Linked DNA regions of Homo sapiens: region 2 is linked to region 1. A link is an interaction called in ENCODE POLR2A ChIA-PET data of the cell type or tissue named here. Cell type or tissue: CD4-positive, alpha-beta T cell. All regions are shown on one strand. Each heading gives the region's core, and the rest is flanking DNA. Links, peaks and the distances in the headings are about the cores only.

The links. ChIA-PET counts read pairs that join two places held together with the same protein. Peaks named below come from ENCODE experiments on the same cell type or tissue, not always from the same donor. Only the 100,000 strongest peaks of a DNase experiment are listed, where the experiment ranks them.
Region 2: POLR2A ChIA-PET joins it to region 1 with 11 read pairs; 2 of 35 experiments call an interaction of 5 or more read pairs at or near these places.

What each region holds. Positions count from the first base shown.
Region 1 is chr12:59,629,817-59,647,021 of GRCh38, reverse strand. The region is part of intron 1 of SLC16A7 (solute carrier family 16 member 7); the gene reads right to left. Among named protein-coding and RNA genes, the nearest start is that of SLC16A7, 42 kb to the right of the region's middle. In CD4-positive, alpha-beta T cell, for the core only: no CTCF peak of the experiment used is centred there; no DNase peak of the experiment used is centred there.
Region 2 is chr12:59,691,547-59,708,751 of GRCh38, reverse strand. SLC16A7 (solute carrier family 16 member 7) reads right to left here. Exons shown (of 6, transcript NM_001270623.2): 3 at 3,734-3,980. The coding sequence starts at 3,950. Among named protein-coding and RNA genes, the nearest start is that of SLC16A7, 100 kb to the right of the region's middle. In CD4-positive, alpha-beta T cell, for the core only: no CTCF peak of the experiment used is centred there; DNase peaks (open chromatin) are centred at 8,971 and 9,931.

The DNA of each region.
Region 1 (17,205 bases), core at 5,147-13,146:
ATCAAAAGCATGTTAATTACTTCCTAGATACAATGGGGGTACAGGAATTGGGTATATACACCCATTCCAAATGGAAGAAATTGGCCAAAACAAAGGGGCTACAGGCCCATGCAAGTCTGAAATCCAGTAGGACAGTCATTAAACTTTAAAGTTCCAAAAGCTGACTCACTCCATGTCTCACATTTGGGTCACAATGATGCAAGAAGTGAGCTCCCATGGCCTTAAACAGCTCTGCCCCTGTGACTTTGCATGGTACAGCCCCCCTCCTGGCTGCTTTCATGGGCTGGAATTGAGTGCCTGCAGCTTTTCCAGGTGCACAATGCAAGCTGTTGGTGGATCTACCATTCTGGGTTCCAGGGGATGGTGGCCCTCTTCTTACAACTTCACTAGGCAATGCCCCTGTGGGGTCTCTGTGGGGAGCTTCCAACCACACATTCACCTTCTGCACTGCCCTAGCCCTAGCAGAGATTCTCCATAAGAGCTCCACCCTGCAGCAGACTTGTGCCTGGACATCAAGGCATTTCCATACATCCTCTGAAATCTAGGTGGAGGTCTCCAAACCTGAAATCTTACCTTCTATGCACCTGCAGGACCAACACCATGTGGAAGCTTCCAAGCCTAAGGGCTTGCACCCTCTGAAGCAATGGCTTGAGCTGTACCTTGGCCCGTTTTAGCCATGGCTAGAGTGGCTGAGACACAAAGCATCCAGTCTTGAGGCTGCACACAGCAGGGGGGCCCTGGGCCCAGCCCAGGAAATGATTTTTCCCTCCTAGGCCTCCAAGCCTGTGACGGAAGGGGCTGCTGTGACGGTCTCTGACATGCCCTGGAGACATTTTCCCCACAGTCTTGGTGATTAACATTTGGTTCCTCATTACCTATGCAAATTTCTGTAGCAAGCTTGAATTTCTCCCCAGAAAATGGGTTTTTCTTTTCTATCGTATTGTTAGGCTGAAAATTTTCCAAACTTTTATGCTCTACTTACTTTTGAACATTTTGCTGCTTAGAAATTACTACCACCAGATACCCTAAATCCTCTCCCTCAAGGTCAAATTCCACAAATCTCTACAGCAGGGGCAAAATGCTGCTGGTCTCTTTGCATAGCAAGAGTGACTTTTACTGCAGTTCCCAACAAGTTCCTCATCTCCATCTGAGACCACCTAAGCCTGGACTTCATTGTCCCTATTACTATCAGCATTTTGGTCAAAGCCATTCAACAAGTCTCTATGAAGTTCCAAACTTCCCCACATTTTCCTGTCTTTTTCTGAGCCCACCAAACTGTTCCAACCTCAGCCTGTTACCCAGTTCCAAAGTTGCTTCCACATTTTTGGGTATCCTTATAGCAGCACCCCACTCTCTGTGGTTCTAATTTACTGTATTAATCTGTTCTCATGCTGGTATGAGAACACACCCAAGACTCGGTAATATATAAAGGAAAGAGGCTTAATTGACTCACCATTGCACAGGGCTGGGAGGGCCTCAAGAAGCTTACAATCATGGTAGAAGGGGAAGCAAACACATCCTTCTTCACTTGGCAGCAGGAAGAAGAAGAATGTGACACAAGCAAAGGGGAAAGCCCCTTATAAAACCATCAAATCTTGTGAGAACTCATTTACTATCATAAGAGCAGCATGTGGGTCTCTCCCACAGCATGTGGTGACTATGGGAACTACAATTCAAGATGAGATTTGGGTGGGGACACAGCCCAACCATATCAAATGGTTTTGCTATCTGATCTGACCCTATACCACTGCTTTATTCTCTTTTAGCATCATGTCTTCTCTTGCACTACATCCAATAATAAAACTGAACTAATTTAACTTTCTAGCCTGAATAGATGTCAGTGCCTATTAAGAAATCCTCTTAGTCACCTTTCTGTTGAGCAAGCTCCTATTTATTCCTCAAGACCCAATTTAAAGGTTTCTCCCCTGTGAGAGTGGTACACAAGAAAGACATAAGAGATAATGAAGAGTACTAACAGGATAAGGAAACTCCAGGAAAAACAATAATAGGGAAGGCTCATAATGTTTAAAGTTGATAAATGATAATGGGTTTCAATTATGATATTGGATTTCATGCTTAACTTCTATCTTTCACATACATTTTTACTTACTTCATGAAAATCATTTCAACCACTTTCTAATGGCATTAACAAATAAGAGTCTTAAACCTCGCAGGTTTGCAGATAATTACAAAAATGTCTCCAACTGTCAGGAAATTATGTTTTCTATCCGTTATAAAGAAATTTTGAAAGGGGAGGGAGGAACGAGAAGTAAAGTTACAACACACATTTGTTGGTGAGAAAATAAAAATCAAATAAACAGATCATTAACTTAGAAATTTTTTTGCAATCAGAAATTAGTTAAGTACCAGTTATTTATGATATTATATTACAGGTCCAAGGTAACTTCTAAAACTAAAACGTAAGACTTTATAACTGTTTTCATTTTTGTTTTTTGTTTTTGAGAAAGAGTCTCACTCTGTTGCCCAGGCTGGAGTGCATTTTCTTGGCTTACTGCAGTTTCCACCTCCAAGGCTCAAGCAATTCTCGTGCCTCAGCCTCCCAAGTAGCTGGGATTACAGGCATGCGCCAACATGTTCGGCTCATTTTTGTATTTTTAGTAGAGATGGGATTTCATCATGTTGACAAGGCTGGTCTCGAACTCCTGACATCAAGTAATCCACCCACCTCAGCCTCCCAAACTGCTGGGATTACAGTCATGAGCTACCGTGCCCGGACAAGACTTTATAACTTTTGATGCGCACTAAAGCCAGGGTCTAGGTTGTCGTTAACATCCGGCAAAGTTTCACATAGTTTTGCTTTGCTTTGTTTGTATTTTTTTGTTTTTTTATTTATTTTGACCACCCACCTTTACTAAGTTCTAAATGAAATAAATTCTCCTGTTATATTACTATTTTGATTTTATGCCAAATGTTATCAATATTTTAAGCCAAATATTCAAACTTATCAAATGCTGTATCCATATTTCCGATTCAAAATCTGCCATATGCTCAGAGTTGCAGCAGGACAGATAATGCTTTTTTAAAGGGTAACCTAAGAGTTATCTCCATGGATAATTATGTTCTTTTGTGAACTGATGTAGGTCATTGATGAAATAGTTTCAAAGTCACTCTCCAAAACTGAAATACCGATGTGACATTTGGTAAATTTTCAGAACCTATTGAAGTGTAACACCACGATTTTCTTCAAGAATACCACATAGTTTGCCAAAATTCCCTCTGTGCTGTGAAAAGACTGCTAGAAGACCAACGTTTTCAGACTGTTCAGCTTGATTACACTGGTGTGGTCCCATTTATCTACAGCTATTTTAAGCATCTTCTTGAATTACAGTAAGCTATATTGTAAATCTAATTATATTTGCCCACAGGGAAGTAAGTACATAAGAAGCCTGCTCTGTAATCTGCTTAATAAAAGGCACTCCAGTTTTCTTCATAGCATTTATCAAAAATTGTCATTATACAGTTGTTTATATTTCTAATGCCAGTCTCTTCCACTGTAACTTCCATGATGATATATGGATATGTTACATATGCAGTACCTAGCAGTGCCTAGAGGGCCAATAAATGTTTGATGACTAAATGAACAAATGAATAACTATGTAAGAGACAACTAGATTTATAGACATATATGCTTACCACTTTCAACTTGTGCCGAAAACTTATATGTATATTAGAGACTCTTGGGGTCATAGTGCAGAGTAGTGTAAGTACAGACTTTCAATTCAAATGGAATGGATTTAATGTCAGAAATGTTATTAGTTCTATGATCCAAGACAATTGGATTGAGCTTTCTTACCCTCTGTTTCCTCATCTGTAAAATGTGAATAATTACATTGGAGTAAATATTAAAGTTAATGCATATGAAAGTATGCAGCATAGTCTGTGGCAGAAAGTAAAGTCTAAATCAAGGAAGTAATATCATTTACCAATATTTTATACAGAATCTAAGTGAATTATATTAATCTAAATTAATTATCCAAGTGCTTTTAAAAATTGACAACATAAATGTATTCTGAGGATATGCTGGCAGTGATAACTCATCAATAATCTATGGCTCTACAATAAACTTTCCAACATCCTTTGTGCCTGTATTCCCAATTATTATAAGGTTTTTCAACAAGTTACTTTCAACTAAGTTTCAGAATTCTTTACTCTGTGTACAATTTCCAAATTCTTCACAACAATTATGGAATCTATCTCAACTGAACTCTATAAAGACAATCTTAATTGATGGTTAGTCAATTCTCTAGTCTAGATTGCATGTTCTTCCTCAATCAATTTTTATTTCATTATTGCCCATTCATTCTATAACTTTGACTACTATCACAGTGGGAAAAGTCATCATCACTGAATTGTGCTTTGTCTTCTGGACTATACCTTCCTTGAGGCTCTATCTTCTGCATGAAGAATCAGATCCATCTTCATTCTTAACTTTTATTCATCCACTAATGCAATGTACATTTACTGTGCACCATCTATAAGACAGGTACTGCATTAAGCTTTAGAGTTACAAAGATTAACACATAAAATCCTGAGTATCAAAAAGGTCACAATCTAGTAGGAGATGCAAATGAAGAAACATAATTATGAAAAATATGGTAAGCGAAATAAATATGTGCATGATTTTATGGGAACACTAAGAACGGATATCTAACCACCCTGGGGTGAATGAAGGGCAGAAATAGGTTCCAGAAAAAAAGAATGGTTAGAATAATTCTTAAAGGATAAGGAGGAATCAATGGGCTAACAGGACTATAGGTAAGGAATTCCAAGCCTGAGGGTCAAAATGAAGCACGGAAACAAAGGATAATGAATCTGTACAGGAAATGCTAACAGAGCAAATTCATTTTGAAATACTTGTTAGATCATCTATGCAGTTCAAAAACTTTGTCTCCAGAATGTAAATGTATAAGAAAGGACTTAATTTAGATTGTGTTTAAATTGAAATGAATTAGCATTATAATTTTTTAAATTGATACTTTTTTTGTAACACTATATAAAGCAATATTAGAAAACATATGGTTTGCTAGATGCTACTCAGTGTTTTAGGGCACATAGATACAGTTTTGATAATCCAAAATGGTGAAGTATTACCACTATTATACATCTTCCCACCAAGGACAAACTCTACACTGCCTTATTAATGACATCTAGGAAAGGGCCACAAAGACATTCTATAAAAAGAAAGTGACATACATTGAAAAGTACAATGAATAATGGTTCTTTAAGCCCTGGATTGTAGAAGAGCATCAGAATTGGCTCCCTTCTTTCACTAACGGAAAATGTAAGAAACAGTGACATCCAATAATGTTAAGCAACTCTCCTCAAATTAGAAATATCCATGTAAAATGGCTCCCTTCAATGTAAATATTAGAAAAGTTACAAAGGCAATATTTTGTACAACGGACTAATTTTGTTTCCTATGCTGATACCTGCTAAAAAAAAATAGCCCTAGAAACTATTGCACAATTATCATATATATTTGGACTCATCAAAAAAGTATTGGCTTATAAATAAACTATTTTTATATCCTATCAAAGCAGAAACTTCATTTTTCATTCAGCATGGTAACCCCATCAAAAGCAAAGTAGGCTGTAAGAATTGTTTTTGAATGAATGAATAAATGAATGCATACCATGTATAAGAATAGACTCTGGAGAATTTGGCAGCAAATGAACACACAATGTCTCTGCCCTAGTAGGGAATACAAATACATTAAAAAGACTGCTTTGTATCAATTAAATTTAAAAAGGATTATAAGAATAAGACATGGTGGAAATTGGTTCTTTAGCTTGTGTGATAAAGGAGGCCTCTGGGATGGAAGAGTTAGTGATAAGATAGAGATTTACCCAGGTAACTACTTTGTATGTGCTATTTCATCCATTTCTCCCTACATCATTTCCTGGCAGCTATCACATCTCCAATTTATAGATAAAGCTTAAACAGTTAAATAAGATTTTTCAAACAATATGTATGTATAGACATATAAATATATATATTTTTAATTTTCTATACAAATGTTGCCTTCAGTGTTTTGTTCAACTAGAAACCTTTCTAAGCATGCAATTTGACCACATAAGTCATTTTTTCATACATGCAGTTCCTCTTTAAAAAACCTACACAATATTAGTTTTAAAATTCTTAAGGGAACTTTGGCAAAACACCAAAATATTTTCTTTTTTTAATGTTTTAGAAAATACATTTAGAATATCAGACTCTTTATGAGGCTTCCAAGATGAAGGATGGGTATTTTCAGTTTTTAATACATGGCAGAACTTGTTTTGGATAGGGGCTGTGAAAAACTTTCATTGTATCTGTCAATCAAATGGTAAAAAAGGAAAAAATCATTGAAAAAAAATCCTACACAATTGCAAACACATGGGATGATAAACAGTTTTAGTAGTAAACGGTGGCATGGATCCTCTTGTTATCTGGATAGACAGAATTCGAGACTATTTTAGGAAAAGCACTACTTTCTTTTTCAGAATGTCACGTATTTAATTTCTCATAACAAGCAAAAATAACAATCCTAATGCTTGGAAAAGTGAAATTCTAAATTATTTTTTCTCTGGGGGGGCATAAAGTTCAAGTTAACCCAAGATTTAATTTCAAATTATAAAACAGGGACATTCACCAAAATTTAAATAGGACACAAAAGTTCTAATCATGAAATGTCCCCCAAAAGTCAAATATTAAAAACATTAGAGTAAATTGCAAATTCCCTTTCGTTCTGCTTACTAATTGTGTTGAGCCTAATGTCTTCTTTGTTTCTAGCAACATTCCTGAGTTTCCTTACAACCATTTAAATTTGGCATGTGGCTGAGAAATAGTTACAACTGTTAATGCTGCTCCAAGTACTGGGAAGGTGGCATGCCTAGAGGGAACATGAAAGCTGTGTACCCCCACCCACACCATGTCCTGTGCACCAATTCCGTGTGACTATTTCTGAGTTATATCCTTTATAATAAACTGGTAACTATAAGAAAATGTTCCCTTGAGTTCTGCGAGCTGTTCTAACAAATTATTGAACCTGAGTAAGGAGCTGGAATCCCCAATTTGTGGCCATGTTGGACAGAAGTTGTGGGAGATCTGGGGACATACTACATGTGATTGGCATCTGAAGTATGGAAACGTATTGTGAGATTGAGCCCTTAACCTGTGGAGTCTGCACTAACTCTGGGCCATTAGCATAAGAATTGAGTTAAATTGTAAGACACTCATTTAGTATGAGACAAAATTGGAGAATGGTTGGCAAGGGAAAAATTATCATATATTTGGTGTCGGAAGGGTTGTGTGCATGTGTAGATAAACAGTAGTTGGCCAGGTATGCTGGCTCATGCCTATAATCCTGGCACTTTGGGAGGCCAAGATGGGAGAATCTCTTGAGCCCAGGAGTTGAGACTAACTTGGGCAATATCGGGAGACCCCTGTCCCTACAAAAGATACAAAAAAATTAGCCAGGCATGGTGGCTTGCATCTCTCGTCCCAGCTACTTGGGAAGCTGAGGCAGGAGGATAGCTTGAGCCCGGAGTCAGGGGCTGCAGTGAGCTTTGATTGTACCACTCTACTCTAACCTGGGCAACCGAGTGAGATCTGGTCTCAAAAACCAGAATGACAAAAAAGAAGCAGTAGTTTTCTTTTTTCCTTTTAATCACTTTGGTTATACAGCATGACTTCAACCCCCTCATTGTTACAAAGAGTTTGATATCGTAGTTTTAGGTTGCTTTTGTGTTTGTTTTATTGCTTATAAACAGTAATATCTGTAAAAACATTGTAAGGAGAGAAATAAGAAAGGAGCCAAACAATGCGCTGTTTTGTCTCAAACAAAATTGATGGAGTAAACTAAAAAATGATTTTCAGAATACAGAAGGATAAAGCCAAAGAATGATGGTAACAATTACAAGAGTGTTATGAAAAATTAGCTCTCAACTCCTGAAACAGGTGTTGAAAATTGCTGAAAAAACTTTGAAAAAATATAACCAATGCACTTTTAAAGAATTATTCAAGTCTAAAGCCCATCACCCAAAAGTATTATACAGTTTGCTCATGTATGTATTACTCAGTTTATATTTCCCAATGAAAGATTAAAACTGAATAGGATTGTAAGCTATTAAATTAAAACTTAATGTTTAAGAATTAACTATTCTGGCTCAAATCAGTTTCAACTACCAACATACAATGCAACTCACATGTTAATAGTAAAGATGTAATAACCCATCAGGATACATAAAAATACATAAACTCTTCTCGTAATTTGATATTCATATAAGTACTTAGTATCATGTTTCCTGTGTTAATTGTAGGCCAAAACAGCTAACAGAGATTCTAGTCTCCTCTGATAGAAACTTACACAAACCTTTTCCTAGAAAATTATCATGAAAGACATTTTAAAAATTACACCAAATAGACTGGAGAAAGTATTTTGAAAATGTTTAAATTTTCAGAGATATAAGAATTACTTGTAGAATATTTAAGATGTTAAAAGTCAGGTCTGTCTTCTTGGGTCAACCACTAATGAACTGAGTGAATTGGGAAAATTTAGTTAAGCTCTAAAAATCAAATTTTCTTCATTTCTAAAATAGGATTATCTCCTAGGTCAGTGAAAGAATGAAAATGATATACTACTTTCCCAAAGTGAATCACAGAATCTAGAACCCCTCTTCTCTAAAGCAAGCCATAAAATCTAGAAAGTCACTCCCTCCCCTGTCCCTTCTTTCTTGAAGATTCTCATTCCAGAAAGATCTTGCCCCTTCCTGGGAGAAAAGAATGCTACACAAAGAGTCCAAAAAGCATCTGAACAGACAGGTTTTGCTGGGTTTTCCTCCTTCAGCCTATTACCATTTCATTTTACCCATACTTTTATCCAGTTACATTTCAACACAGCTGTCTATTCTTTATCGAATAGACAGCTTACAAAATGAATCTTAGCTCATTTTGTACTGCTATAACAGAAAACCACAGGGTGGGTAATTTCTAAGCAATAGAAGTTTATCTGGCTCACAGTTCTGGAAATGGGGAGCCCAAGAGCATGGTGCTGGCATCTGGACAAGGCCTTCCTGCTGCATCATTTCATGGCAGAAGGCAGAAAAGCAAAAGAGCATGAAAGAGCAAGAGGGAACCAAACTTGCTTTTATAGCAAGCCAACTTTCACAGGAACTTATCAACTCACATGATAAAGGCATTAATCCACTTATGAAGGCAGAGCCCTTATGACCTAATCACCTCATTAGGCCCCACCTCTTAACAGTGTTGCATTGGGAACTAACTTTCCAACACATGAACTTTGGAGAACACAGTCAAATCACAAGAGAACGTAAACATAAAACAGACGGTTTTCCCTGGGTCTTTGGTCTTCATTTCTGAAGGCTCCCATATCACATAAAACTTTGATTAAATAAATTTGCCATGCTTTTTTCATTAACCTGTCTTTTGCTATAGGAGTGTCAACCTATTATGTAAGTCTAATGCCTCTGACTGATGTATGAGAAAAGGTCTCACACCTTTCTAACCCTACAAAGGTGAATGCTAAAACAGAAAGAAGAGAAAAAAAAAAACAGAAAGAGAATGATAAATGAGCAGGAAAGCCTCAACGAGACCGAGGTGAAAATAACTAGTCACTCTAAAATATCAGATTATTAGATTTAAAATATTTAGCAGAAAAAATCCTTTTGTCCCAAAATGCATTTTACCAGTTTCTTTTGAGCTCTGGGCATGTAGGCAGCACACGACAGATTTGAGAATAACACTTTGTGGTATCTTAAATTTAGGTACTTTTTAAAAATTTAAATATGTGTGACATGTTGGTTTCTTTCCCTTTCAATGTGCACACAAAAGGGGCAGTGAAGGGACTGCTTCTTTTACTAAAAGCAGTCAGAGGCTAAAGCAAAGATAATCTTTCTACTAAGCCAGAGCAGAAAGCTAGATTTACATTTGAATCATGTGACATGGTGACAGTTTCTTTTTTAATACTCAAAGGGTAGAAGCTGATTATTCTTAACTATTTTCTGTTCAAAGAAATGAGCTGAAAGGTCAGAGGTACTTGACTTCTACAGGCCCATAATGGAAATAAAAACAAAATTTTCTAAGTTATGGGAAATCAGGAATTATTTTCTCATAATCTACATACTACATGAAAAGTAACAACATATCAAGTAGATGTGCTTAAGGATTAGCATCTGGATTATCACAGTGTGCCCAGCACTACATAAAACTAGTATAACATTGGAATTTCTAATCTTAAATTCATGTAATCAAATTCATCATATATCTCCAAATGTATGTACTACTTATTGTCTCTCCAGCTGAATTTGTCCACCACCCTTATAATTCTGCAAATTGCAATATCTGATAATAAATTCCTACTTTAAAACATATTAGCTAGGTGTGGTGGTGCACACCTGTAGTCCCAGCTACTTGGGAGACAGAGGCAGAGGACTGCTTGAGCCTGAATAGTCAAGGTTGCAGTGAGCTGTGATTGTGCCATTGCACTACAACCTGGGCAACACAGTGAGAATTTGTCCCAAAATAAATAAATAAATAAATTCCTATTTTGTGCATCTATTTTTGTCACCAGATGTAAAAAAAAGTATGTTGCCTGAACATTCTGTAGAATAACTTAATCAGAAAAGGCCTAAAATACTTTTGTTCCATACATTAGAAAAAAAGAGAATAATAATTTAACTTCAATTTTCAATGATGAAAATTTTCTACATTAATGTTTTCCTCTTTGATTGTTTCTTGACATTAATGCTGGGAAAAATAAGTTCATCTGAGGGAAACAGAAAGTGTTCTTATTTAATTTCTTCAAATATCGTAAGTGTAAACAGGTATTAATTTAGAACCTACACAGTTTTGATCATTTTATCTCACGAGTTCATGAAGCCTAAGTTTGCTTTATTTGAAGATTGGTTAGTCAGTTTCTAATAGAAAAAAATAAATAAAAATGTAAGGAAAACAAAATTCACATTCAGCATACCCTACACAGTTTTTTTTTTTTTTTTTACAGAAGTGCATTTAATAGAAATTGGTGAAATAACTGTTTAAATATTTAAATATGTACTAAAACATTGATACTTCTAAGTATGCACTTAAGATGAATCTTTCTGAATACTACTGATTTCTAGCATGTCATTATTAACATACATAAAGAACCGAGAACAGGGATTTTTGAGTGTTTAAGAGTTTTAAGTGCAGTATACAGTCTACCTTCCTCTGAAGAAGAAGGAATATTTTTTTCTGATGGACAGATAAATCAAGTCAGAAATATCCCCTCTGCCACCTCTGGGCTACACAGGAGTCTTGTCAAAATAGAATCCATCTGAAGTATAGATAGGTTTTAGGAAATTATAACATAACTCCTTACAAAACCTTCATGGAAAATACTATTGTATAACTGATACATGGATTTTCAAACAGATAAAAATAAGTTTCAAACTGCTGGAAAATTCATGAATTTGTTTCTAGATTATTAAGTGGAAGAAATGGTGTTCAAGTAATTAGTAAAGTAAAGGATATTTTAATATTCTTTAATGGCAAAAGCATTGGATTGTGTCATTTATTGCATTGCATGATTTGTAATGTGTTCTATCATAAGCTCACTTTGTATATAAAACTGAGGAATTTGTTTCAGCCAGATTTCCAATGGAAAGAGAATTGAGGAAATAAGTCAACCAGGCAATCAATGTTAATAAGGGGCAGAAATTCAAGCTCCAATAGTACATTTTGTACCTGTATATAGCAGAGAACTTTCCAATTAGGGCCAACAAGTAGAAAGCTGATAACTCCAAGCTGAGATTTATAGGGAGAGGTCAGCAGCATGTAATGAGAATTTAGAGCACATACATCCAGCTGTAACACCTTTAGTATAAGCATAGTTTCTAATGGCAAAAGCTAATGGCTGCATGACAATAATAAATAATGGGGAGAGAATATTCTAGCCTTAGGCCTCAGAAAAAGAACTGTGGTGGCATTATACAATTTTCACTAACACTAGATGAAAGAATAGTTCTAAAGGGGTAGTTGCATTCTCAAGTGCATCAGCTGAACTAGAATGTGGAAACCATAACAGGCAAGAAACAACATTTCCTTGCATTCTACCCTTCCATCCTTTTTTCAATATAATTTATATCTAGGAATATCCTTGCAGGGAAAACAAAAGAAATAAATCATTTCCCTCTTTCCTATCACCCACTGTAGAGCATTCAAGATAAAATTGTTTTAATTTACAAAAATTCTCTACTTGGTCAAACTTTATTCAGACTCTTAAGCCTTCTTCAAGGCCCATCTGTGCACTTTCTTATAAAATCCAGTTTTAGCAAAGAGCCCTGCTATGTTGCTTTAGCAAAAACCTTACACCTTTGATATAGCATTGCCCTGGATATCTACTCAGGCTCTTCATCCTCCACCATCCCTCAGGTGATATCTGACCACCCTGGCCTATCTTCAGTAAGAATCTCGTTAAGGTTGGTTTGGCTGGAATCCCCCTTATCCCCAAAGTTTCCTCTTAGTAATTTTCCACCTACTAACCCCTACCCTGCTCCTTGGCTATGAATTCTCACTTGCTCAATCTCTCTCACCAACTATAACATGCAGTTGCAGTGGTTTCCCATACCTATGGTGATGATATTAAATAAAGTCTTTCTTACCAAGCTTTAACAAGTAATATTGAATAATTTTTTTTCTTTAACAAAATAAACAACATTTAAAAGCACTGGAATTCATCTGGCACTTATCATGTACCTCCCAGTATAATCTCAGTGTGCTCATAATGCACACAGTGTGCATGCTGCTACCACCTGGAGGTACTCTGCACAATCTACAAGGCCATCTACAGGCAGACCTGATGTAGTATGTAAGAACGGATTCCAGAGTTGGCAGATTTGGAATCAAGTGATCCTAACCATGTGACTACGGACAAGATAATGAACCCGGCTGTTTCAGTTTCCATATCCATAAAATAGGGATAATGTTAGTAATCATCAGTAAGGGTTACTAAGCATTAAATGCAAATACAATATACAGCACAATGCCTGCCTGGCAGAAGTTAGTGAGTGATATGGTTTGGCTCTGTGTCCCCACCCAAATCTCATCTCCAGTTGTAATCCTTGTGTTGAAGGAGGGAGCTGGTGGGAGGTGATTTGATGGATCATGGGGTGGTTGGCCCCATGCCATTCTCGTGATAGTAAGTGACTTTTCAGGAGATCTGATGGTTTTAAAGTGTAGCACCTCCCCTGACTCTCTCTCCTGTTGACATGGAATATGTGCTTTGCTTCCCCTTCACCTTCCACCATGACCGTAAGTTTCCTGGGGCCTCCCCATCCATGCAAAACTGTGAGTCAATTAAATCTCTTTTTTTTTTTTCATAAATTACCCCAGTCTCTGGTAGTTACTTATAGCAGTGTAAAAATGGACTAATACAGTGAGCTATGAAGCTGAATGATTTAATTTGTCATTATTATTATTTATCAACTTTTGTAGTAAGTGTGGCAAAAAAATGAAGCACCACACTAGGTGTCACATCACCGAATGTGAAACACCTGGAACTGTAGGGATTGAACTCTACTGCTAAATGTTAAGTAACAATATCTCTCTTATTTAAACTGTAGACTACATACAATACAATGTGGCTTTGTGATCTCATATGAACTGATATGATTAGTAGTCCATTAGTATCTGATGTATCTGTTACTTTGGCAGCCATAATGCACAAATTGCAGTTTCTGAAGTATCATAGCTTCCCTCAAAACCCAAGAAAATAGAATAGAGTAGGGTTGGGTAGAACTGATATTAGCAAATACAAATAGTACAAAGGAACCTTAACCAAAAAGACTGCCTAACTTTGTATAATGTAAAGAAAATAAAGTACAAGCACATGGCAGATTTTTGAAGAATTTTTACAAGGATCAGAAAAATGTAACTCAAAATCTTGTCATATCCACCCCCGGATGAACATCAGAATTATTATTCTTCAATGCAACCAAGGCCTGGAAGTCGGGTATATTATTAAGAGCAGAATAGATACCTCACCTTTTGGTAACTTTCACACAATCCTCAATTCTCCCTAACGCAACACTCATCAGCCCATTAATTCACAACAGTTTCTTTCCATAGCTCTCTTCAATCCCTTCTTCCCCAAGTGTGTCTCAGCCACTCATACACTGCCCAAAGTACACCTGTATTTAATTGCTACTTTGAATACAAAAAAGGCCACACTGCTGGCTGCTCCTTTTGGCATTTTACAAATAAAAAAATATGCTAAGTTATTCCAGTTGGATTGCATTTCACCTTAACCGGGGGTGATACTGTTCCTCAGAGGATATTTGGCAATGCTTGGAAACATGTGGCTTTCACAACTGGGAGTGTGCCACTGGCTTCTAGAGGACAGAGGTAGTGTCAGGACTAGGGCAAGGCACAGAAGGTGCCCAGGGCTCAAGATTTAAGGAGGAATTCAGGGTTGTGCAAGTACAGGATTAAAATTTATGAGCCCCAAAGAATGAATGCCTCCTTAAATATTGTGCCCCAGCTGCCTCCCTTACCCAACCCTAGTCCCAGAACTGGGTAGATGCCAGGGATGGGGCTAAACCTCCCCCATAAAAGGAATTATCCCATCTGAAATATTAATAGTGCTGAGGTTGAGAAACACAGACAAGTTTTAAAAATCTAAAGAAAATCAAGGTTAGAAACTTTCAATTCCCTTTCTTTTCCACCACTTTAAGTAACAAATCTAAAATCATACTTTGTTAAAAGTGCATAAAAGTCAAAGCAGATGAAATTCTAGCATTTAAGTTTAATCTTCTTTATTCCTATTTACATTGTATACAATGAAGTTAAATTAATTCTACCCTTTCCTTTCTGTTCCATCTTCCCTCTGCTAGCATGTCTTTTACTCATTCCGTCTACTTTTAAGCTATAGATGTAAAGATGTCTTCTAATTGACATCTTCCCATAAAAATGTGACCTCTCACTTCTCAGGACAAACAAATTCTCATCTTTGATTCTACTGTCTTAGGGTTTTTATACTCTGTCTTATAGTAATTTATTTGCTTATTTATTTCTTCCCACCCCACTTCCCACACACAAACAAACATACACACAAATACACACACACTAATTTAAGCTACTTATGGGCATGAACCATGCTTTTATATTTACTTTCCCAACCATCTCTACATGGAACGGTGCTTTAAACAAGTAGGGCTCTCAAACTAACGCAGGAACAGAAAACCAAAGACTGCATGTTCTCACTTACAAGTGGGAGCTGAACAATGAGAACACATGGACATAAGGAGGGGAACAATACACACTGGGGCCAGGGTGGGAAAGAACATCAGGAAAAATATCCAATACATGCTGGACTATTGGTAATGGGTTCATCTGTGCAGCAAACCACCATGGCACATGTTTACCTATGTAACAAATTTGCACATCCTGCACATGTACCCTGGAACTTAAAATGAAATAAAAATTTACAAAACCAAGTTGTATACTCAATGCGTTATAAATGGACTGATGAGGCAAGTATATATAATAATAGCTAACAGACAACATGAACCATAATATTTCCTGGAGGCTATATAAACATAATAGTGCATTACTAGGCCTTGTTGAGTCCAGTACCAATGCTCTTTTCCTAGCAGATATCTCCATCTGTTCCAAGTTTGATGTCCCAGAATGTTTGAGGTTTGTCTTCTGTAGATAACTGACTTGAATTCTGCTACAAGCGAAAGTACAGAAGGGAAACTATTTTCTTCCCAAAGGCCTATTCTAGCAGCAGAAGACCCAATGTCTTTGCCTGAGCTATGAGCTCCAATTCAGAAAGAAAATAAATCCATTTATTAGTAACAGTTGGAGAAAGAACCTTGTAGTATATGTAAAACTCTTCAGGATACCAAATTGATGCAGCTTGAAAGCACATTTCCATCAATCTCTACCTCACCCTTGCCACCGTAACTATTCTAAAACATTTCTAATTTTGAATTTTAGCCAAAAATAAGCTAAGACTACCTAAGAGGTTAATATGTAGCTATAAATATCCCCTTTGAAAAAGAATACAATACATATGCAGCAAATTTTTCAGTTACTTGTCCTTGAAACAAATCTAATGTATTTTATGTTTCTAAATATGCAATTTGACAAAAAGCAAATTGAAGGCCTTCTCCTTGTGAATACCATGAAACCACTGATTTTAATCATTTAATCTTATCAAGGAATTAGCTTACACCTTAGCACCTGGAAAGATTAAACTCTACAAACTTATTATGAAATAGTTATTGTGTAAAAAAACTCTATTAGAAATTTGATGCATATATATTCCATTGACATAATAATTTTCAAAATTTGAAGTCTCAGAGCTACTACGATAGGTTTTCTCATAGTGCAATTTGACTCTGTGCTAAATACAAATCATCTTGTTTAGTTCATAGCCATTAGTTGGAAGAAGAAAGCTGACTTGTTTTGAGCACTCTGAGGATGAGCCAAGTAATTTCTGTATGTGTTTCATTCAATACTTGTAACAACCCTGATGAAAGATATTTCACCAGACACATTTTACTGATGAGGAAACAGCCTCAAAGAGGTTTATTAAGCTGTCAATTTTCACACCACTGGTAAATAGCCAGTGCTTCTAAAGCATGATCTTCCAACTGTGTCTAACTACTACCATTTGCAAAATGTACTGGATTACATTTTGTCCCATGAAAGACAGGAAATCTGTTCATATTTTAAGAGTATTCCACAAGTGAACCAATATATGCAACTTAATGTTAAGCTGTAATAATGCTCAAGATGAGACTATAAACTTCCCAAAGAGAAAACATACCACACCAAGGAAAGTGACCACAACAGAGAGCCATCATTCTGCCGAATTTTCAGTGGTGTATTCAGAAAGAAAGAAGGAGAGTCAGGGTGTATCGCAATTACCACAATGCCAATCCAGTTCTCACTCCTTTGTTCTTCGTTTCAATAATTGTTGACTTGTGACTACTATGTATAAGACAATTTGTACCTACTGCATAGAATACAAAGATTTAAAAATGGTGTCTTTCTTCAAAAAGTTTACATGCAATGAATACAAAATTTAAAGGGCAAGATAATACACAATGAGTTCCAGAAGCATGTTTCTATCAGTGAGAAAAAATTCAAAAGAGAAAACAGATTCTTCCAGCTGGAGTCATCATGATAGCATCATTA
Region 2 (17,205 bases), core at 5,230-13,229, 62 kb before region 1:
TACTACAAGAGACTCCAGTCCTGACATCACAGGCCAGGCCTCTGAACATGCTCCATCTTACTCAGTGACCCCACAGTAGTGATTAATAGGTTGACTGCTAAGCCCTAATGAATGTGTCAGATCTTAGGTGTTCTCTAGGCTAATGCAATTAGCATTGTGTTGAACAGAATATTTCAGCTACTTGCTAGAGAGACTCATTATACTTCACAGTAAACTATGTCTTTTCACCTTTGCTCTCCAAATTTTTTTTATAATCATCAACCTAAAAGGCTCCTATAAATATATTTCACATAGTGTAAGAAAATTTAAGTATTTTAAAATCAAATAGTGATTTTCTTCTACAACAGTGAACCCCTGTGTTGTATATAAAGTGAAGTTGTTTTCAGAGATGCTTGTTAAAATGCAAGTTTCTGAACTCTAACAACAGAAATCCTGATAAAAGGGGATTTGGGATAAGGCCTAGGACTTCATTTTTAACAAGACTCATGACTCAGAAGCTAAGCATTCTGTAGACCACAGTTGAAGAAAGACTGCAATGTGAGTAACAGGACTAATACCTGTGTCTTAGATTAACTGACTATATCAGACTTTTTGTTCTAAATAGTTACTATGTTTCTGAAAAAAAATTATCTGCATCCACATTAAGAAAATTATTTCCACATTAGATTATAATTTTAAATGTGCCAATTATTTTTGGTTAAAAGATTAGAAACTAATTATCAGGATAAGACATAGATGTTATTTCCAACAAACTATGTAAACGTGTAAGATCTATATTCAACAGTGGACATGGCAGGTAAAAGCATTTTCATCCACTAGACAATGGGCCTAGAATTGTGTTTCCAGTTTTAAAAGAAGGACCAAAGGTGAGCAGAATTTCTGCAATTCCTGACTTTTCTCTATGGCCAGAGATGAAACATTTGCATGTTTTAGCCCCGATAATGGAGGACTTTAGGCAATATTCCAGGTACTTACTTGGATCTCACCTAGATATTGCCTTCATCAATTACTAAATACCAAGAATTTGTATGTATCTAGCACTGCTTTCACAAAACAAGCATATATAAAATCCCTGTTAATATTTAACTTAGACATATTTTATTCATCTATCACCCTAAAAATTTTAAGGCAGCTTTTTCCAAATTTATAACTATTTTAACAAACTACCATTTTCTTCATGAATTTCAGAAGAGTTCTTTTGTGCTTTTAAAAAATTATACCATATATATTAAAATAGAAAAATAAGTATGAATAAAATAAAAACATTTATTTGTAGTAAATATAGTATATTTACTTTTTATAATTTCATATTGAGATTTAGTGGTTTGAGAAAGTTAATTATGCCATTGTTCATTCTAATGTTCCTTTTAGATCCAGCCAGAGGGTGGAGGGCTGTCATAGGCAAGTCTATAAACACATGCTTCTTTTGTTCAATGGAGAATATTGAGATACCAGGCTCTGACTAGGACTGGCTAGATGTTATGTAGTTCTGTTTCTTCCTTTGGGAAGGCTGTATTTCCCAGCATCCATGGCCCCTAACTCTGGGTAGGGCAGTATAAGAGTTCTGATCAATAGAATATGTACAGAAATAATGTTTATTCCTCCCAGGCATACCCCCTAAAATAGTCCATATGATCTTCCATGCTGTCTGCCTTTACTATTTGTCCAACAGATGGAGCAGATTTAGGGAACAACATACAAAGCCTTGGGTGATGGAATAGCCACTTTTTGAAACATTGCTTCAGAAAGAAATAACCTGTATTGTTTTAAGTCATCAAGACTCTGAGGTCTGAAAACTAACAGAGAATGTAAATTAAGATTTGGCTTAATTAAAACAGTATATAAAATTTTGTCCTACTGATGAGTTAGTCAACTATCTGCTCAATAAGGAATTATGACTATGTAAGACCTGAAGTTCAAATTCAATGGACTTATATTAATTCACTAGAAGAGACTGTTTCAATTGTATTTAAGAGGCAAGAAAACCCTCTACATATCTTAATATTAGCACGTTTTGGAGCTGAAATCAAGATGACTGTGTGCTGCTCTAGCAAAACATTATTAAACAACACCTGTCCCACAGGATACAGGAATATCTACTCTACAATACCTACTGTTTCTATGGTCACAAGAAATAACATTCTTACAATCTATAAAGCAACTGTCCAAAGGAGATTCATAGAATGTGTGTTAGAAGTAGAATTTTCCATTGACACGCCCAAATAGTATTTAAAGGATACCTTTTGATACTGGAAGAAAAATGCATGTTTAACCTAACCAAATGAATAAGGGAAACATATGCTGTATTAATATAAAGTCACTATATATAAAAAGTATAAAACACATTCCAACACCAACACACATAAACACACACACACACACACACACAGGGAATTATTTCAGGATCAACTGTTTACCTTCGTAGTACAACAAAAAGATAATGTCCTAAAGAATAATTATTATGTCACTGAACAAATGACATTGGTGGAGGTGGTACACAAGCCACTGAGCTGAAGTAGAAAGAATTGAATCAGGTTTATAGAAGGCCTGGGCCAGATCTGGCTTTGTCACTCTCTAGATGTAAAGAGAAAGTTATGAGAAAGTCAGAGACCACAGGTGTTAAATGCTAGGAGTTACAGTCTCTGTTTACTACTAACAAGTTGTTTGACTTGGGAGAGCTATTGTATATATTTCCTTAGCTATGGAATAAAGAGAAGATAATACTTATTTCACGGATCATTAAGAGGATTAAGTCATATCACACATATTAAGTACTTAGGCCTTGGGTGAAAGTAAATATTACTAAATACTGGATATTATACTAATGTTATATTTTCATGACTAAGAGCCATATTATCCTTACTTGAAAAATAAGAAATCACAGAAGATAATTGATATAATTTCTTTAAATGACTATAGTCTGAGTCTATATCTATCCCTTAAAGTCAAATATCCACTTGAAAAATAAAAACGCTAAAAGACATATTTTAAGTAATGACTTTCAAAAAATTCTACAAGAGAGTCTGGTCTGCTATTGAGATTGATTTACAGAAAATAGATGACATAATAAGGCACCAATAATTCCAAATTTGCAACATTTAGAAGTGGGATGGTACTTTGATTTCTTCATTATCCTTCATGACTAATACCCTCATTTGAACATAGAATGTAATAAGATAATTTCCAAGCAACAATTTAAGTTAAAAAGATGTCCTATTTAATGAGCCTTATAGAGATAAATAATTATTTCAGTCACACAAATTTGAATGGGTCTAGAATGTACATGTTAACCCTTCATTTTTGCAGCTTAAAGTGATGTACTTTCTGGGCTTATAAACTGTCAGCAACTTAAATTTTCTTCTCATTCAGAAGAAAGCATTTCTACCAGAGGTAGCGATTGTGAAAAATGACATCAGCAATATGTTGTGGACTTTATTTCAAACTAAATGAAGTAGCCTCACTTAGAAATTCCATAATTTAGTAAATCTTGCTTTGTGCTTACAAATTCTTATTCAAACAAATCCTCCATTAAGACTCAATTCGAAGCAAATAGCTTAAGATGCTGAATCACTAAAATCATTGAAATTTCAGTTCTAATTATACTTTTGATTGGTTTTAAGTGACTATAACATAAAAACAGGGTTTTAATATACCAAGACACTCCATGTAAAACATTGTGACATGGAGGAATTATTTTCTTAATTCAGGATTCTATTTATTGCAAGAAGCTTACCTCCTGCGTACATAACAGCCAGCATAATGGATGAAATCCATGCTATTTCACTGTAGGTAGTGTGGAATATTTGCTGAATTTCTTTGAAGAATACGGTGACAGCTTTGGGGAATGCATAGGAAAATCCAATGGAGATAAAAGCTGCTCCAACCACAATCCAACCCCATCCTCCATCTGGAGGTGGATGCACAGGTGGGGCACTTGGCATTGGTGGCATTTCTGCTCCTCTAGTGGAAATTCAAGTAACCTATATTAAAATAATGAAATAACAGTTTAAATTTTATTTCCCCTTTTGTTTACCACTCTTCATAGTCACTAAAATAGTACTTTCCAGTTAAAACTACAATATGATTTTTCATGAATATTTTTCACACTCTTATACTCAGAAAATTACCAGAAAATGTACAAAAACAATTGATGCAAGTTATATACCTTTGATTATTGTGGGCTAAATATTTAAATAATTTAATTTGATTATTGAAACAAAAATTACTCAAAGTGAAGTTAAGAATTTAGATCTGAACTGAAGTACCATTTTACATTATACATCAGTCATAGCTCTAAGATAGATCTGATACATATTCTACTTCAATCACCAGTTGTTTTAACCTCATTAATTGATACTTTTGGTCTCATTTTTCCTTCCTGTTTAAGGCTAAGCCAAGGAACGAAATGATGGATGCAAAGCCTTTTGACATGATCTATTGGCTTTTTTTATTGCTTTCTGTTGTCTACGCTTTTTGATGATTGTAGAGATAATTCTAACTCACTTTTTTCTTTTTCTTTTTTTTTTCTTTTTCTTTTTTTTTTTTTTTTTTTGAGACAGAGTCTCACTCTGTGGCCCAGGTTGGAGTGCAGTGGCATGATATTGGCTCACTGGAACCTGTGCCTCCCAGGTTCAAGCGATCCTCCTGCCTCAGACCCTAGTAACTGGGATTACAGGCAGGCGCCACCATGCCCGGCTAATTTTTGTGTTTTTAGTAGAGATGGGGTTTCGTCATGTTGGCCAAGCTGGTCTCGAACTCCTGACCTCAGATGATCCACCCACCTCAGCCTCCCAATGTGTTGGGATTACGGGTGTGAGCCACCGCATCCAGCCCCCACTATTTTTAAAAAATAAAAATTATATATTTAAGGTGTAAAACATGTTTTGTTATACATATTCATAGCAAAATGATTACTACGGTCAACCTAATTAACATAACCCTTGCCTCATAGAGTTACCACTTTTCTTTTTTGTGCTCAGAACACCTGAAATCTATTCTGTTGGCAAATTACCAGTATACTATACAGTATTACTAACTATACTCACCCAGTAGTTCAAGGCTGCAGTGAGCTCTGATGGAGCCACTGCACTCCATCCTGGGTGACAGAGACAGGCCCTATCCCTAAAATGTTTTTTAATTAAAGTAAAATAGCTAAATAAGACTTTTAATTGCCACAATGATTTGTACAGAAAATATCTCCTTTTTAAACATTTTTTATAAATATATTTTACATGTCTTCTTCACATACTCATACATCAAAAAATTAGCTTTTTTATATATTTGCTTGTATCTATTATATATTTATGGGGTACAATGTGATGTTTTATGTTTATTTTTTAAAAAGCAGTCTCAAATTACTCTTTTATAGGAAGTAGAGGTATAAATGATAAATGCACCTACCATTCTATTAGACAACGTAGGTAAAACAAATTTTAAAAATTGTTAAATGGTATGAAAAAGGCAAACCCTTTTGATTTTTCCAAGAAATTACAATAAAGTAAAATTTAAAGTTATTCCTGACTAAATACACACATATAAAATATGGCTTTGGATACAGTGGCATTAATTTGATGGAATAGTTTCAAGAGTTCAAATTACTTATCTTATTGAATTAATGCATGATACTCAAAGTAACCTATAATGTAATCTTATAGGTATACAAAAATGGATAAGGGGATCTCACTCAATAAATACTGTGTACTTATTATGCTAAATAAATGCTTTTTATTTTCAGTAAGTATTTATTCAGTTTAGTTTCAATAAAAGCCTTTTAAGGTATTTTTTCTATTTTTTAAATGTGACAAATTTCAGAGATATTAAGAAGCCTGACCTAAGTAAAATAGTAATAGCAGTGACTGGATTTCACTAATCACTGCTGACTCTACAGATAATATAAATAGAATTAGAAATAAGACTGCCGAGTGATGTAATTTAGGGAGAAAAAAAAGCAAGCAAAAAAATCCTCGGCATTTTTATTACATCCTCTCTGCATATCCATAGTATTCTTTTTATTGATCAAAATGGTCATAGGCATCTGCTTTTCAAAAAATGAATAAAATAACTTGAAAGATTTTTTATAGGTACACATTTGTATGTTAGAAGCCTACCAAAAAATGTCATGGAAACTATAGTGACAAGGTCAAATGAAAGGCTTTAACCACAAACAATTAATGCACATAATGTAGATCCTAGTCAATCACAGTAATTGGGGCAAAGCCACTTCTATAAGTTAATGTCGTGCAGATGCTAAAATTGCTAAAATCAACCCCAAATACCACACCTCTCAACAATTATTTTGAGATGGTTTGTATGTTTTCAGCATGTGTACAGCTTGCTTTTGTAATCATTTTTGCTTTCTTAGAAACATAAACGTTTTCTGTCTTCTATCTATCTATTCATCTATTAATTGGAAGATAGGTTTATTTCTCCTTGGTCATCAGTTAACCTAACATGATGAGTTTACAGCACATGTGCATTGGAAATAGTATCTTTGAAGATGTATAATATTTAAGGAAAAAAGAAAAGGAAATAAATATTGTAGGTATTAGTGAAACCAGTTGAAAATAGCAAATGATCTTTGAAAGTTGTCTAAAGAATCTGAATCTATATATTACTAAATTTTATTACTATATTTTAAAGTACCTATTTTATTGCTTGAAAATTAAAAAAAGAAACCCTAGAAGAATACTGAGGAAATACCGAAGGACATTTATGTGGTAAACTACTCTTTGTTGTATAATCAGCGTGTAAAAACAGTTATGGGGCTTAAAGTCCTCACTCTGCAGTTTTCCTGCTTGCATAAAGAAAACTAAACCATCTTTTATTACTAATTCTTGAGTTTAAACTATTGTAGTTTTTATCATATCTGCTATAGTAAACATTCAGAAATACAACTGGATTATTTATTTTTCACTCACTTCAAAGATCATAAATAACATTTCTAAGTAATCTTAAACCCATATTTTAAAATAATAACATCAATACAAATATTATAATTTGTTAATATTCAAATCATGTTATAAATATGGGATTTCCATTTTACAGACAGGAAACTATGCCCATAGGAAAGTAAAGAGGTGTGTGCAGACTCACACAATAAATAGGTGTCAACACTAGTATAAATTCTATGAATTAGAATTTTCCCAGCATTTAAATATGCCCCCCTTAAGAAATGTATCACTCTTATATTAAAATAATTTGAACTTATAGACCCTTTAAAAGCATTCTACTTGGTTTGCTCCTATACAAAGAATAAAATAGAAGACAGAATGTACACACACACACACATATACACAATTCTATTTTCTAAAATTCTAGTTTATTATGAAATTGTAAATTTAAGCCTATTTTCCTTTACATGGTTTCATCTTGTGGCATGAAAATTAAGCATAAGAGCTTCAAATGCTACGAATACTGGCTCCATCATTTACTCTGTAACACTTAGTAAAGTAATAAAACTGAGTCTGTGGTTTCATCTGTAAAAACAGGTTAATAACTATATTTAGTTTACAAGGTAATTAAGAGCATTGACAGAAGACTACATGTAAATGGCATGACTAATACGTACTAGACAAATTTACCTATCATCCTAATTTTTCTTAAAATTATACATAAAATGAAGATGAGTGAAGATCTTAAAATTACATTTTTGAAGAGAAAAAATATATATGTGGCTTTCCAAATTACATGTCTTTTATTACATTTAATGTAGAAGCTATAACTTTTAAAAGCCAAATCTTAAAGTGAACTTTGCATGACGATCTCATCTTGAGCGTCGAAAAAAATTGCATGGAGTACCTACCTCACAAGAGTAATATAAGAATTAAATGAAATAATGTATGCTTGCCTCAGATTAGTCATCTGTACATAGTTAAGTGTTCAATAAGTCATAGTTGGGGCTGAATGTGAAATCCTCCAGAGTTTCTCTAAAAATATGAAATAATTTTAGGATCTTCAGAAAATAGCAATAGCCATTTTTAATCTAAACACCTCTGTGTGTTCCTCTCTGACCACATCACTCTTTCTCTACCAAAAGGCAACAACTATCCCGAATTGTATGATGGCTTTTAACTTAATTTTATTTATACTTTTACCATATATGTACGTGTGTATATGTATATGTGTATGTGTTCCTAAATTTATATGTAATACATAAACTAAATATATTACATTTTATATAAAATTTGCATTACCTAAAATATATATAGATCAAAGAGTCAAAATTAAATTCTTAATAATTAATAATTAAATAATTATTTAATACAATTATTAATATTTCAAATATATATTAAATTTTCTATATTATATGCATGTAATAATATGCATATGACATATATAATCTTGGAAACAGTTTTTAAATTTAATATTATAATTTTAGATTCAGACATGATGCACATAGACTTATAAATCTGATGTCACAGAGTACAGTTGATTCTCATTATTCATGGAAGCTGTGTTCTGTAAAGTCACCATGAACACTGAATTACCAAATGCTGAACCGCTGCACATAGTAGAAAAACAAGGATAGGTTTCTGTGAGACTCTGATCACATTTTCATCAACCAATCAATACAAAACCTTGTTTTATGTGTGTTTCTGTTTAAAGACACCTTACTTAATACATATTGCTGATTCACTGACATTGAACTTACAGCGAATAGCGCTGTAACTCATGTCTGGATGAAGCTTATCTAACACAAGTATTTTTTCTATAAAACACTTCACAGTTTTCTTGTACTGAGGAATGCTAGAAAGCACTTCAGCATTACTCTTAGGGACCATTTTAAACAGCAAGATCACCAGCAAAAAGCACAAAATGTGAAAAACATGGTATTAGACTATAAAAAGAATACTGGTTTACAGTATGAGAGAAAACTAAAACCAGAAGGCAGGGTCTTGCCTTGTTTGACTTCAGCTGGGAATGTAAGTGTTGCATAACAAATTTTTTTGCTGTTCTGTGCATGTCAGCAAATGATTGCAAAAGTGCTGTGAATCACAAATTTCTGTGGATATGCAAATTTACAAATATGGAACCACTCATAATAAGGATTGACCATATGTCATTTCTGAATATACATGTGTATGTATCTATATCTATATGTAACCCATAACTATGTATAGAGATTTGGACTGTCTCCAGTTAGATGTCATTATACTCCTATGAACATTCCTGTACTTTCCTCTCTTGGGGCATTTGTGCAAATAATTCTTCAGAGATACTGGACAGGAATTATAGAAGATTTATTGTAGAAATTTACACTGAAACCAGCAGTGCATAAGAGTTCTCCTTGTCACATATCCTGACCAATGCATAATTTTAAAATTTTTTCTAATGCAGTAGACATGAAAAAATTCATTGTAGTTTTAATTTGCATTCTGTGATTACTAATAATTTTGAGTATCTTTTCATGTAGTTAGAGCCATTCTGTTCTTTAAATATCAGTTCTTTTATTTTACTAGTTATGCTTACACCAAAGGAAAAAAGCTTCCAACTTGTCCTTCTAAAATTTGGAAGTTTAGGCATCATATTTATACTTCAGTAATTACCCTACACATTTAAAATAAATTTTCACTTAAAGATTAAAATCAATAACTATTTATCATTTGCCAAAGATATAAATACTAATTAGTAATTTAAAATTTTAAAAATAAAAAAATACGTAAAGAAAAACATGCAAATCACCCACAATCCTAACACTAGAGTAAACTATGTAAACATACTGGTGAATACTCTGCTATAGCTTCAGTTATACATGTTTACATAATACATTTTATCCAATTGAAAATGACAACAATTTTAAGTTATATCAAAATTACGTGTATAAATATGTACTAAAAGAAAACAACTTCTAACTCATTAGGTATTGCTAAATATTTTCACAATCGGATTATGATTCTTCTGAATCACTTTTTGAATCACAGTTTGCAATAGCTGTGTTTTCTTACACAATATCCTCCTCTGGCCTATAAAGAGCATCCATGGTTTGGCATTTCTACAGAGTACTCCATTACTGTCTCTAGGAATTTCTTTCAAGCTGCTTATGCCATTTTAAATTTTGACACTGATGTTCTTCATCTTACCAGAAAATATCAACAGAAGATATTCAGTGAACAACGGAACTTATATTCCTTCCTCTAATGGTCCACAAACGGTTTATTGACTGAAATATCAAAAGACTGAAACTGTACAATCATGATCAGAAACAATTAATAGGCATAGGCCATGACTCTGCCATTCCTGCCACCTTAGCAACAATGATCATAAGATGCCATCCAGTGTAAGACATCTTCATTTCAAAGATGTTAAAATGTGAAATATGTGCTTCTTAGAATTGAAGAAACAACAAATGCAGTAAATATTTACCTGTATATATGTATATTCAATGTGTGTATATATTTATGTATATAAATTTAATAAAAATGTGCTATATAGAAGTACAGTTCTAAGATTTGAATATCTCATTTATTTGGATTTCTTTAAAATCATAAATAGTTGCATAATCAGTTTTAACAATATTTCCCTAGTTAATATTCTATAAATTATTTCATAAAAATTCAGGACTGTTTAGATTCTTATCTCAATATTATAAGCTATTGTAATAAGTACTTTTCTTATAGTTCTGATTTCAATTTGAATCGTAGGAAAACATAGATTTTTGCTCCAAATTCCTGATTCTCCCAATGAATAATTTGGAAACATCTACAATATTGTTGCCTTCAAATAACATTTCTACTGATTTATTTACTACCCATCTTTCCCATCAGAGTCTAAGATAACAAGTCAATTATTGTACCCCAAGTTCTCAGTATAGTTATTAGCATATAATAGGGTAAATAAAAGATAAATTGATCAATAAATAGCTATAAATATTTGAAATTGGAAAAAGAAAACATTTCACCCATTATGCCATCTGCTGTCATTTTATCTCTGTAAGTATGAAGTTTCAGGTTTTGTTTTGTAACAAAGATAAACAGAAATAAACCAAAATAAAATGTTAGGCCCATATATGTTTGTTTGAGGCAGACTTTTTTTTTTTTTAACAGTCTTTTCTAGACAGGGGCAGCAATATCAAGGCAAATGCTGGTAGCAATTATAGTATAAGTGCCTGAGACGAGGTTGGCTTTAGATAACATCCTAAATGAAAAGTAAAGGAAAGGAATATTTGCTAAATATATCTTGACTACAGTATATACAAGTAAATGATGAGGCCACCATCCAAATTCAGAAAAGGACTAAAAATGGAAGCATCAGAAAAACGGAAAGAAGTAAAAATGGATAGTAATAGCATATACTACCAGCCTTTTCCTTCAACTCTTCCCATTTTTCTATCTCAAACTCACATACACATGTGCACCCACGTGCGTGTGCACATGCATACACACAACTACATATCCTCCTCTAAGTATCAATCATATCCCCAGACATATTTTAATGCACAAGTGTTCTTTCGTTAATGGTTCTGAATGACAATAAGTGACCTGCACATCAGCCTTCCATAGATAATCAACTGTTTCACATTTCTCTACATTCTGGCCTGAAGGAATATCACCTAGGAATTCTGATTTATATTCCCTATTAAATTCATGTTTTTCTAATGTACTGTATGTTAGTTCTCTGAATTGTCAACTACTTAAATTGTTCCTGCTTTGTTATAAAAGTGAAGCTATTTTCTCAGATGCTACACAAATCATTCCTTTCAAAAGTTTCCTTGCCTTTAAATAAAAAACATATGATTAAGCGTTTTTTCTCCTTAATCTTTTCTGTTTTGTATTACTTGTTTTTCCATAGTTCATCAATTTATTTCTCATTTATATGAAATTTTACTTTCTGTTTTCAGCATATTTCCTTGATTTGAATGATAACTATGGGTTCCAGGGTGCAAGGCGCCACTCACATACTTCTTCATTTTCTTATCTACTACTTATTTTGTTTTTCTTCATATAAAATGACATCTTATGATCTCTTAACTGATCCATTAGAAAAGAGACCCAGAACCAATCAATTCCAAAAATTCCAATTCCAACACTGTCACCTCTTCCTCATTAGTGACTCTTGAGTTGACCAATTGTCAAGATTCAAGTCATACACACTCTGGCTTCATGCCTTTTTTTCCTATGCCCAATTCTGTAACATTTTCATACAATTTATATCTGTTGTGTCTTATTTCTTTTAACAAGCACAGCTTGTAAGCACAGCCAAGAAAAACAGAGTTAAAAGTATAGTTTTACGTGTTGATAGATGTCCACTTGAACAGATTTCTTTGGATTATATGTGGAATCTTTAAGCCTAGTCACTAAACTTTGAAGAGTGATATTTGAAGGCAATACAAAGGAAAAGATGTAGAGTAGATTTTGGATTATCTAAAGAAATAGAAAACAAATTGTTACATGCATATTTGAATTCAATAAGCCTAATTAGAGCCACTGCCTTTAAATCACCTCAATAAATTTTGAACATCTTTTAATAATTAGCAAAATTGAATATATCTTCGTCAATATAATAATAGAACTAAGATATGACTAAAATGACCAAACATGCGCATGAGAAAAAATTAAAATAAAAAGTATAAGATTAAAAAAATTAGGTTTTGTTGAAAAAAACAGTAGATTACAAGCCTATTATTATAAGAAAGAAAATTCTTATTGGCATTCACTATCTGTCACTTAAATAATTACCTATACTCATTTAAATAATTTTCTCTAAAATTCAATTAAATAAATTAAATATCCACTGACAATGAAAATAAAAAATTAAAATATAAGTATTAGAAATACTGTCAGTAATATACATGGCTTATAATAAGACAGACTGGGTTTTAGGAAGGAAACAAAAATTATTTTAGAGATCTTCTGATTTAGAATTCACACTTCCTAATCAAATCGGGGCGACAGAAAAATATGCTAAATCTCTAATCCATCCAATATCTTTGTTTCAATTTAAATATGGTGCTGAATATATAAAATTTAGTACCTAAGAGTTTGTTTTGTTTGGACCAAGGCTTTCTTTGCCTAGATCAAAACTAAGAAAATGTCAATACTTTGAATTAAATAACCAGTGTCTGCCTTATATCCAGGGCCACCTATTCTAAAGTGCTGAACAAAGGCAACACAGCCACCAGGTCAAATGACGTTTCTATGAGAGGATGAAGCAAGTGTGATCTGCATGCCAAGTCCATGAGAAATGGAGGGTGGGGACTAGGAAGACTATGAGTAAAGAGGCTTAAAAGTCAGGGATATGAGAAATTCATAAGGATGGAACTAAAGGTCTAACTTGTGGTAGGAATGAAGAGTTCACACTAAATGGGTCTCCTGGGCCTGGGATTAGAGCAGTGAGAAGAGGCTCATACATCAGCTCTGGTCCTACCAGGAGGCTTCGGACCCATCGGTGGCTTTTTAAAGCTGGGTAATTCGAGAACAGCAGCTCCATCCCACCACAAGTAACCAGCTCATCCAAAGGTAGAAAACCTTTATATTTTGAGGAAATGTATTTTCTATCTATTTCCTCTGGCAGGGAGAACTTCCCTGGCTTCAAGGCAAAGCCTCAGAAGACAGCCTAAGGCATATCTAAAAATTAGGTTTTGATCTTTCAGTCTATGTGCTTAATTACACTCATAATTTATACAGGCTCCATGTGGCAGCCCTCCAAGAAAATAGAAAAAAAAATTAATATAATTTATACAGGCCAGCTTAGGGACCAGATAAAAGAGATCTTGACAAGTCCAAATTATATATGCTCACCAACATTTCTGTGAAATTTCACAGCACCTTAACATAATTGACCCATTTTCTTCCAGAAAGACTAACTCACATCCAGAGTTCCTTTCAACAAATGGGTAAATAATCCAGGAAGACTCTGCTTGACAGTTATATCTATATTAATCTATGTTACATCCTTTTCTTTACATATATTAACTATCATATATTTCATATACACTTATGCAGATATATTTATACAATGCATTTACTAATCTTTAGTTTTAAAAATGAAAGGTAGTGTTTTAGTGGAAACATTAAAGATGAGGAAACATAGAAGCAGAGAATAGTATAGTTGTTTCCAGGTGACTAGAAGAGGAAAATGGAGAGGAATTAGTCAAAGAAACAAAGATAAAATTATGCAAGATGAATAGATCTTAGAGATCTACTGTACAGCATATTATCTGTAGTTAACAATACTGTATTGTACACTTAAACCATGTGGAATGAGGGTAGATCTTATGTTGTGTTCTTTTCAAAATGTAACAATAATAAAGAAGGCAGGAGCAAACTTTTGGATGTGGATATATTTAAGGCATATATTGCAGTGACGGTTTCATGGGTGTACACTTATCTCCAAACTAACCAGGTTGTATACATTATAGACAGCTTTTTGTATGTAAATCATACCCCATTAAAGTGGTTTAAAAGTTTTTTTAAAAAGGTAGTGTTTTAGAGTTTGTGTGTCTGACTACAAAGCCTGTAGAAAACCAACAATCCTTAAGCCAGTGAGAAGGCTTTCCTTCAATTTGGAAAAACCATTATTTAGAGGACTGCTTCCTGAAGTCCAAGTAGGCATAAAGCTTATTCCCCCTACAAAAGTAGCTTTAATTATTATAGCCAGAAGTTGGGCTTTGTCATCTGCTAATTTTGATCCTTAGTAATCACACACATGCCATATGATTTATGATTGGCTTTACTTGTAATAGGGTGCATAAAAATAAACAATGTTTTAGAGCTTTTTATTTTTCTAAAAATACAAATAATTTATTTTCATAATCCCATGAACTCCAAGGAACTGGTATTTTGAATCACGTTTCATAGATGAGGGCATAAAGGATCAGAATTGCAAAGTGACTTTTTTAAGTATAATGTCTAGTAGGTGACCAAATTGCTACCACAACTAGTATTTTTTTTCATTAGGGCTTTTGTTGCTGATTCCACTATAACACAACATGAAAGCTAACTTTTTCTGCATAAAATTATACTTCTTCGATTTTATTCCTCTGGGAATTTCCAGATTTCAGTTCTTGCGCATGTCCATTCTGATGGTCTTGTTCATCAGAATTTATATTCTTATCTTTGGAATTCAAAAACTACAACTATCCTTCAAAGTCTTTTGAAATTCATCATCTTTCCAGCTTATTTACACCTGTGCTGTCCATAATGTTTTTGAGTGTATAGGCTCCAATATAATATCACTGTTTACAAGAGTGACCTTCAGGTGTTTTTCAACAATTTATGTGGTGGGATGGACTGAAGCCCAATAACTTTGCCTTTTCTTTTAGAATCAATACGGGTTGATTAAACTATGGAGAAAAATATGTAACACATAGGAGTAATGAAACTATTAGTGATGATCCATGGCTAGACTATAATATTTTATTCAAGACTCTTTCAGTCACATAAAATATTAGAATGTTCCTTTATTTATTTTGTGAATAATCTTTCTTCAACTTTTGAAACCTAAACCAGCATGCCTCCATTCTATGAAGTCTTACCAATATTCCATGCTATCCAGAAGTTTATATTTCAAAATACAGTTTAGAAATAATGTACTCAGCAAACTAAGTCCCAAAATAATCAATAGTTCTTAGACTATTGGTTTCACTATAAATTCCTCTAGAAGCCCTACAGTTAAAGCATGAGTTTTTCTCTACATCCTACTTATAAAGTGTTTATAAGTTATATTATATTATGTTTTCACCTAAATGAATTAATTTGTTCTCAAAGAATAATTGTCTGGTTTTTTGGCTATTTTCTTTTTTTATACAAAAGGATATAGCAACATCAAATTAATGTACAGTGTTTAAGTTTAGGTGACAACTCACCCAATTTTACAACAGAAATTAAATTGAACCAAATCTTTTCTTTCCCAACATGTAATTAAATTAAAATTGGACTCTAATCCCGAGAGGCTATTTTATTCTTCAGAGTGAACCATCTCTTAAATCCTATTGACTAATTTACTTTGACATCTAGACAAGAGAGATATCAATAGCTCATAGACCACAAAATGTCAGTAACACAAAACCTGTTTTTAGACTACACTATTGCGGTGGTTAAATGACTTTGAGAATGCTAACTGGCAATAAGGGTCAAACTAACTAAAAATGCTTTATAATGGGCAAGTTAGAAAAAAATAATATAAACCAGTATATAATTATCTATGAAGAATTGGAAGTACACCTCCCATACAAAACAATTCCCCTGATTTCTAATACAGGTTGAACATCCCCAAATCCAAAAATCAGAAAAATTATGCTTCAAAATCCAAAACTTTTTGAGTGCCTATTTGACATCACAAGTGACAAATTCCACAGCTGACCTGGTTTCAAGCATTTCGGACAAGATATACTCAAACGGCAGAATTGTGTGTAAAAAGTTATAATAGGGTGAATGCCAGCTATGTCCATGTCTGGATCCCCAGAACTTGTAATATTACCTTATATGGCAAAAGAGTGTATAAATTAAGGCTGTTGAGAGAGAATCTTACCCTGGATTACCCAGGTGGGCCCTAAATGCAATCACATGTATCCTTATAACAAAAAGAGCCAGAGGGAGTTCAGAGACACACACACAGAAAGGAAGACGCAGAGAGAGATGTGATGTGAGGATGGAGGCCCAGCAGAAAGTGATGTGACCACAAGCCAAGGAATGCCAACTGCCACCAGAAGCTAGAAGAGGCATGGAACAGAGTCTCCCATAGAACCTTTTTAAGGAATGTGGTTCTTCACCTTGATGTCTAGAAATGTAAGAATATAGTTCTATTGTTTTAAGCCACCAAGTTTGTAGTAGTTTGCTACGACTGCCCCAGGAAACTAGTATAGTAGTAGTGGTGACTCATTTATAAAAGCCATTAACCAAGCAACTGCACTACAAAGATGTTTTTCTTGTAGGCACAATTGCACAGGTATGCAAAGACACATGATGTCCAGGGCAACATCATTTATCACTGTGGCAAACTGAAAGTCATTAGAAAATGTATAAATTGTACATTCATAAAAAGTGTTAATATCATATAACTATAAAATGAATAGGCAGATTTACATGCACTTATACAGCTAAAATGTTGTTAAAAGTGTAATAAATGAAAAAAGTAAGATGTAGAACAGAATATAATTATTTTAAATTGTATACACAGAAAGACTACTTAGGTTGAGAAAAGAAAACTAGCTCAGAGCAATCTGAGCAACATGAGGTATCCAAAATTTATCAGGCCCAGAGAGACATG